Regions from separate parts of the Mus musculus genome. Here region 2 is linked to region 1. A link is a contact called in ENCODE Hi-C or POLR2A ChIA-PET data. All regions are on one chromosome and are shown on one strand. Each heading gives the region's core, a stretch centred on a gene start or an enhancer-like site at or near the end of the contact. The rest is flanking DNA. Distances are from core to core; before and after follow the strand shown. Region 1 holds the start of Septin11 (septin 11). Region 2 holds the start of Sowahb (sosondowah ankyrin repeat domain family member B).

What was found. Hi-C counts contacts between places; a loop is a spot of excess contacts on that map. ChIA-PET counts read pairs that join two places held with the same protein, here RNA polymerase II (POLR2A).
Region 2: POLR2A ChIA-PET joins it to region 1 with 24 read pairs in embryonic stem cell. The contact joins the promoter of Sowahb here to the promoter of Septin11 in region 1. A Hi-C loop is called at or near these places in 1 of 37 maps with a recorded cell type or tissue (adrenal gland). POLR2A ChIA-PET finds 5 or more read pairs at or near these places in 4 of 5 experiments (Patski and embryonic stem cell).

The regions. Positions count from the first base shown.
Region 1 is chr5:93,092,147-93,095,475 of GRCm38, reverse strand. It overlaps Septin11 (septin 11), which reads right to left and starts at 2,060. Exons shown (of 10, transcript NM_001009818.2): 1 at 1,879-2,060. The coding sequence starts at 1,905.
Region 2 is chr5:93,043,736-93,047,352 of GRCm38, reverse strand. Sowahb (sosondowah ankyrin repeat domain family member B) reads left to right here and starts at 2,331. Exons shown (of 1, transcript NM_175270.4): 1 at 2,331-3,617. The coding sequence starts at 2,495.

The DNA of each region.
Region 1 (3,329 bases), core at 811-3,310:
GGATATAATTACAGCCACACAGCTAAATCTCAAACTCACATATTGTTCCTATTTAATTGACATAGATGAACTTACTAATTTATTGGAAATGTGCAGCAAATTATTCCGACCACCTCCCCCAGCCCTCAAGAATGCACTGGCGATAGGTGTTACTGGGGGGGGGGGGGGGGGACCACCCCCTACACAGGATAAGTGGGTTCCCAGACACTTGCAGAGGCTTCTAAAACATACATTGTTATTTTAGTTCTTTGAATCTGTGCCCTGAAAAATAAGGCCAAGAGTTAACCTTGATTTCCTTACCATAGTAATAAAGAGGTCAGCCCAGAGACTAAGCAAATCCCCTCAGTAAGGACAGCCTCGCACCAATCAACAAGGGCATAATTTGTGTTTTGAAGAGGAAGCCAAAATTCTTAAGAATGTGTCATTTAACAGAGTTTGAAAGGTCTAAAAAGACCCACACAAACACTTAATGATGACCAGGGAACATTTTCTGATTGTGGGGGGGAAAAGTCTTTCAAAGAACCTCAAACTGCAGCAAAACCATCAAATTGAGGTAATGTTGCAGTGACCCCATGAACTTCCTGCTGGGCTAAGACTCCTCAGGGGGTGCAGAAGGGTGTGTGTGTGTGTGTGTAGAGATGTAAGTGGGGAGAGCCAAGAGACTCAGCATCTGGGGTTTGGCAGCTTTCAACATCTAAGACTTTTCTCTGTATCTGCAAAATGTCAGGCCACCACCTGAAGCTAGCTGCAAAGTTCGAAAGGGAAAATTTAAAAAAAAAAGATGGGGTACTAGCCAGGGAAGGACTCCCCCGGAGTCGCCCCCAGGGCAGACCAGGCAAAAGTGGGCAATGAACGTTGACAAAGAAAACCCGAGAGAAGAGGACTCCGCCTTTCCCACTGGGCTTGGCTCCTTTCAATAAAAAGGAAAGGCGGCCACTGCCGCCACCGCCCCTTCCCTCCTTTTCACCCTAGGCTAGAGAGCAGACCCTAAACTACATCCTCAAAGTCCTACTCGCTCTAGCTGGCTGCCGGAGTTGGAAACCCAGAGCCTACACTCCCAGAGGCACAGCCCGTGGCGCGTACCCCAGCCCAGAGCATCCCCTCTCTGACTTCGGGTGCTGGGACACTTCTCCAGGCACGCACCCTCCCTTCCTCTTCCCGGAGCCCCGTATTCACTACTGCCGCCCCCGGCCTGCCAGCCGCAGAGTATTTCAGGACTTCCACCCACCCCGAAAGGGAGCCCTTTGAAAACTTTGTGTGTGTGTGTGTGTGTGTGTGCCTAGGGCTTTGTCCACATCCTGGGCAGGGCCCGGGTCACCCGGGTGGGCGCCTGAGGGTGTCCGGAATTTCACAATGCACCCGGGGGGGGGGGGAGTAAACCACCACGGAAATCCCACCCCTTTGACCCGCTTCTACGGCCGTGTGACACAGCGCTTCAGCACCCAATTCTCATGCCCGGATCGCCCCCAGGGCGCGAGAGAACCGCGAGGAAACCCTCCTCAGTCAGCGCCTTCCTCCTCTGTCACCAGCTAAGCCTTGTGCGCCGTGAGAGAGAGGTAGCTGGGGAAAGCAGCAGCTCAAGCAATCTCTTCTAAGGGCGCCTCACAGAAGGGTCCTTTTCTTCCCACATCCCCGAAACAGGGGCGCGCCAAAGCGATCTAATGTTGCATCAGGTAGGCTCTGAGCCTGCGGGCTCCCCAAGCTCCCCTCCGCCCCAGACGCGCGCCCAAATTCATGCACACACCCACAGCCCCCAACAGCCACCACCCAGAGCCCCCCTCCTGATCCCCGCAAGTCTCCACCCGCACGCGCCCCGAAGCGGAGACCACCCGGCGCCCCGGGATCAGCACGCTAGAGAAGTGAGGCCCCAGTACTCACACTCGGTCTCCCCACCGCCACGGCCATCGCGACTGTGGCTCTGGCTGCTCTTTACCGACACTGGCTGCTGCTGGTGCTCCGGCTCCCGCTGGCCTCCCCCGCGCCTCCCTCGCGGCTGCGCCCTGCTCGCGCCCGGCTCCCGCGCGCCTCCAGCCGCATCTGCTCGCCCGCGCCGCCCCGCCCGCTTTATTCCAGCAACATGGCCTCCCGCCTGGACTCGACCATTAGCTGCCCCGGGACGGGGGTGCAGAGAGATCCCCAGCCCCAGCCGAGCAGACGAACGCAGCAGGTGAACCGTGATCCTGGTCAGCTGATAAGATGATACGCTTTGAAGTCAGCCACCTTCCTTCCTGTGGCTTTCTTCCGTCCCATTAAAGCGTCCTGTGCCGGGACACTGCCCGACACTCCCCCTGTTGCAACACGTGCTGGGGTCCGCGTAAAAGCCTAGGCGCGGAGGTCCCAACCCCGAGCTGCCACGCGCTGCGCGGAGCCGGCACCTGGGGCTGCTATGGGGTGGGGCAGGGAGGCTAGGGGACCGCAGGGTGCAGAGGTTGTACCTCTGGAAAATTGACCTGGTGACACGCCCCACCCGGAGGAGCCCTCTTAGAAGGTGCGGTGGGTAACTTACTAGGGCCGAGCGCGCCCCACGAGGAAAGAATTGCCGGTCTGCTGGGCCTTCCATCAGAAAGGAGACTAAACCAGCTGCTGGAAGCCGTCGCTGTGGTGTGCGGCCGGGCTGGGGACCGCTTTTCCAGAAAAAGAGGACCTAGTCGTGAACGACCCAACCACCGCTGCTGGGGACAGGGAAATTAATTAATTAATTAAAAAAACTTGAGTGCTCGCTGGAAAAATTAAGCCGTTTGTGAGCTTGCTCCAGAGCTTTTCCCACCGTGTCACACTGGAGAGGTTACTGGTGCGAAGAGGTCAGTGGACGTGATATTGGATCCCGGAGACAGACCGGATGACCCAGGGCCCGGAGGCGTGCAAGCTCAATCCTGGCTGCGGGGTGTGGTGCACAGCGAAGGCGAGAAGCGGGTGACAAGTGGGTGCGACTCACAGCACAGGGAACTGGGAGGGCTCCTCCACCACTAAGAAGGACTTCCCCCCACCCCCACCCCCAGCAGATGTTGGAATAATTACAGTGTCTGAGTGGCAGGCGAAATGGCGGGGTCCTTGTACATACATCTGACATAGGCTTAACAGGGAGAAGTGTAATGCGCTGTGGGTGTCCACGCATGGTAGACCCACGATCACGTGAGGATAGCTACTCACGTGAGTTGAGGAAAGTAGGTGACTTGAAGCGCAGGGGAAGAGGCAAGGGAAGGGCTGTATTTAGCCCACATGAACGCGCCCACGGGGCAGGGGCGTGGGGGGAGAACTAGGGCGGGCATCTGAGAGTCATACCTGAGACTTCAAACATCCAAGTTTCTGGGAACCCACTTTTGGCTACG
Region 2 (3,617 bases), core at 1,082-3,581, 48 kb after region 1:
ATATACCTATTTCTAGCAATGCCCAGCAATGTAGCAAAAATAAATAAAAATAAAAAACCTTTGAAAATAATGAGCTAAATATGAGGGAAGCAAGAAGGTATCCCTTATATAAGATGTAGAACCTTCCACCTAACCATCCCCTTACCCTAGGACAAGCAAGAGGACACCAAACCACTTGGGTATCCACACATCAAAACAATTGTAGACCTAGTAATTCAACCCTTAATTGAAGGTGAATGGTGTCAAAACCTTTGGCATCGGTCCCTCCCCTTTCTCTCCTCTTAAAGTACAGCAAGTCACGGTCCCATTCTGCCTCTTGGTCACTTGTACAACTCAACATATGTACTTGTGCAAGGCACCAAAGAGGGATTCTCCTGACTTGCCCATCTGAGGTTTCCATTTGGACTCTGCCTCCCACACTTGTGAATCTCACTGAGAGACTCAACACCAGTAAATAAATACAAGCACGAGCTGAAGTTTCATATAAAAACATTTGTTTCAATAACTACTTTAAGGCGTCAAAGTTATATGGAGTGGGAACAGCTCCTCCATGCCAACCCACTACTAGGTTTCAATTCTAGAAACTGCCCCAAATAGACAGAAACAGTCCTTCTTTCTGACCTAGATAATTTAAAGCCAAGGAGTCCAAGTCCTTCATGGAAAAGTACCAGGGTTCTGTTGGGATTTAAATGAAACACTGCTGGTGTGGCCTATCTGACAGACTGTCAACTGATCAGTGGCAGTGACAGAGGGCTTGCCTAGCACAAATGAGTACCTGAGTTTGATCCCCCAATGCTGGGGTAGGGGGATGGAGGGTGACCATACCAAAACATTGTTGACAGTTGCAGGACCAACATACTCGAGATATTCTTAGTGAAAAATCTGGAACTGTAAAGTGAAGTAAAAGGAGAGGAGAAAATAGAGAATTTATCGCTAGAAACGTGGCAGTCATGGGAGGCTGCAGAGACACAGACATTTGGGGTGGCTGTTAGGGAAGGTGGGGAGGGAAGGCTGCAACGAGGCTGTGCAGAAGACAAAGGGGCTTGAGGCTACAAGAGATAGGTACTGTTGACAGTATGCAAATCAACTCAAGATAAAGAAGAAAGAGAGTCACCCAGACCAGACAGAAATGTAGGGCTTTATGGATGAAGTGTGCTGCTGTGGCTTAACTCTTCCCTCTTCAAAGGGGGCTAAAGAAAAACTTGAATCAGGGTGGACTCAGCAGCCCTTCAACAGACCAAGAGAGTCTAGCGTCCCCTTTCCTGGGGTGGAATCAAATCCTCGTCGCGATTTCAACATTTTAAATGTGTGGAGGAAAACTTGCATTCTCAAAGCAAAGACTTCACAAAGAAGTCAACATGAAACAGATGGAGCGAATCTCTTCTCTTCACAAATCTTAGACTAAATTAAAAAAAAATAACTCTGGGTATCAAATACCTTAGCTAAGGAGATAATTCCTCTGGATTTTGGCTTCCTAGGAAATGACCTCTCTGATAGCGAATCCTCCCCCAACACCTCTGGCACTGAGCATTGTAATATAAGACAATGATGCCGGAAAATGAAAGGCAAAACCCAACCTTCGTCTGTAGCTTTCAGAGTGATTTCGCTCTCAGTACAGACTTAGGCAGGTGTGTCTGAACTCCTTGAAGAGAATGTCCTGGGAGCCGCCTTCTCAGTATCTTGTTATCGACAAACTAAAAGAGATTTGGTTTGGATCTCGGTGGGTTTTTTTTTTCCGGATCCCGCCGGATTCTGCAATTGGGAACCCCGAGCCCCTCCCCAGACCGAGCTAATAAAGAGAAACAGCGGGGAGCCAATCTATTGGACCCTGACCCGTGAAGACTCTAGCTGTAACTCGTGCCGCGGGGAGAGAGGGACCTAGTCGACCTCCCTCTGCTTTAGTTTCTAGCCTGGCGGGCACTCTGAGGGACAGCCAGTCGCCTACCTGCCTGACATCTCCCAGGCCTCGGGGTAGCTGCGCGCCCGGGAGAGCTGTTCCCCTCCGGCTCAGTTCGCCCTCGGCCTCACCTCCCACGCTGCCCGCGACTGTGACCAGCCTGACTCACCCCGGACGGGTGGCGGGGGTTGGGGGATACTTCAGAAGGCGGAGGTACTGGAGGCGGGCTGAGCCCTTCCCCCAGAGCCCAGGAGGAGGCGTAGCCAGAGCGCAGGTGAAACCGACTCCGACCTATCCCGGGAACTTTCGCTGCGGGGACTCGCTGCGACAGGCCAGCGTCGTTCAGGGGCGGCCCAGGAGCCGCCCCCTGCCACCAGGGTTGCGCGCGGGGACTCTGCCTGGGCACCCGCCCCTAGGGACCCTCGGCCCTCCTGGAGCGCCCTGGGGATGCGGGCGGCGCCGGCCTCCGCGGCTGATGGAGGCGGGTGGCGCCACCCTGGGCGCAGGTGACACTCTCCAGGCCTGGGTTTCGGTCGAAGGGGAAGTGCGCTGGGAGCTCGAGACGCAGCCGCCCCAGGGACTAAGGACCCAGCAGCGATGGCCGGAGAGCTGAGCCAGGAGGCACTGCTGGACTTTCTGTGCCAGGCCGGGGGCCGAGTGCGTAACGCAGAGCTGCTGAGCCACTTCAAGAGCTTCCTGCGCGACCCTCACGTGTCTCCAGGCCAGCTGCAGGAGCGTCGCGAGCGCTTCAAGGGCTTCGTGAACTCGGTGGCCGCAGTGCGCCAGGACCCCGACGGCACCAAGTACGTGGTGCTCAAGAGGAGGTACAGGGACCTACTGGGGGAGGAGGGCCTGCAGCGACCGGGCCCTGTAGATGGAAAGCCGCGGGGCCACCGCCGCCGTGACCCGGAGCCGCAGAAGCCGCCGGCAGGTGCGGGGACCCAGGTGGACGTAGGTGGCAGCGCGCAGAAGGTGGCCGGGCCAGACCCCAGCCCGGAGGACAGCCCGAACCAGAGGACACCGGAGCCAGAGGCTGCTCAAGCCAGAGGCAGGTGTGCGGCTGTGGGGACGCGAGGACGCTGCTGCTGGGAGTGCCAGCAGAACGGCTGGGGACAGTCCACCGGACAGCCGCTGCCAGAAGATCTCGGAGACCCTGCAGTCGCCTGCGAGAAGCCGGAGCGCGCTGCACCTGCCCGGGATGACCTCGGAGCTCCGGGGTGGCTGAGGGAAGGAGAGGCCGCCGAGCACGCGCCTGGATCTGTACCGCCTGTCTGGCCTCCGACCGCCGTCGAGGCTGCTGGCAGCCCGACGTCCCCGCCTGCTCTCCCGCCCCACCCGGCGCCCTCCAGAGAGCCACTGGAGCTGTTTACCGCCGGCTCCCCGAACCATTCAACCCAGCAGCTGCAGCAACAGCACCAGCGCACTCAAGAGTGGGTAGCCAGATACCTGCAGGTGCCTGAGCCCGAGATCCAGGCGCCCACTCGCGCCTGGTCGGTGTTGCCAGACAACTTCCTCCAGCTACCTTCAGAAACCGCCTTTGGGGTCTCGGAGACCAGCTCGGCGCTGCCAGAGCCCGCTCTGTCTTTTCATTCTCTCCTTCCCGTGGTTCTCGATGAGTCCTCAGAATCCTGGCCAGGGAACGCTCCATCTACCGTCTTTCGAAGCATTCGTTGTCAGCTGTCCCTCCAGGATCTGAATGACTTTGTGGAGCAAGAGAGCC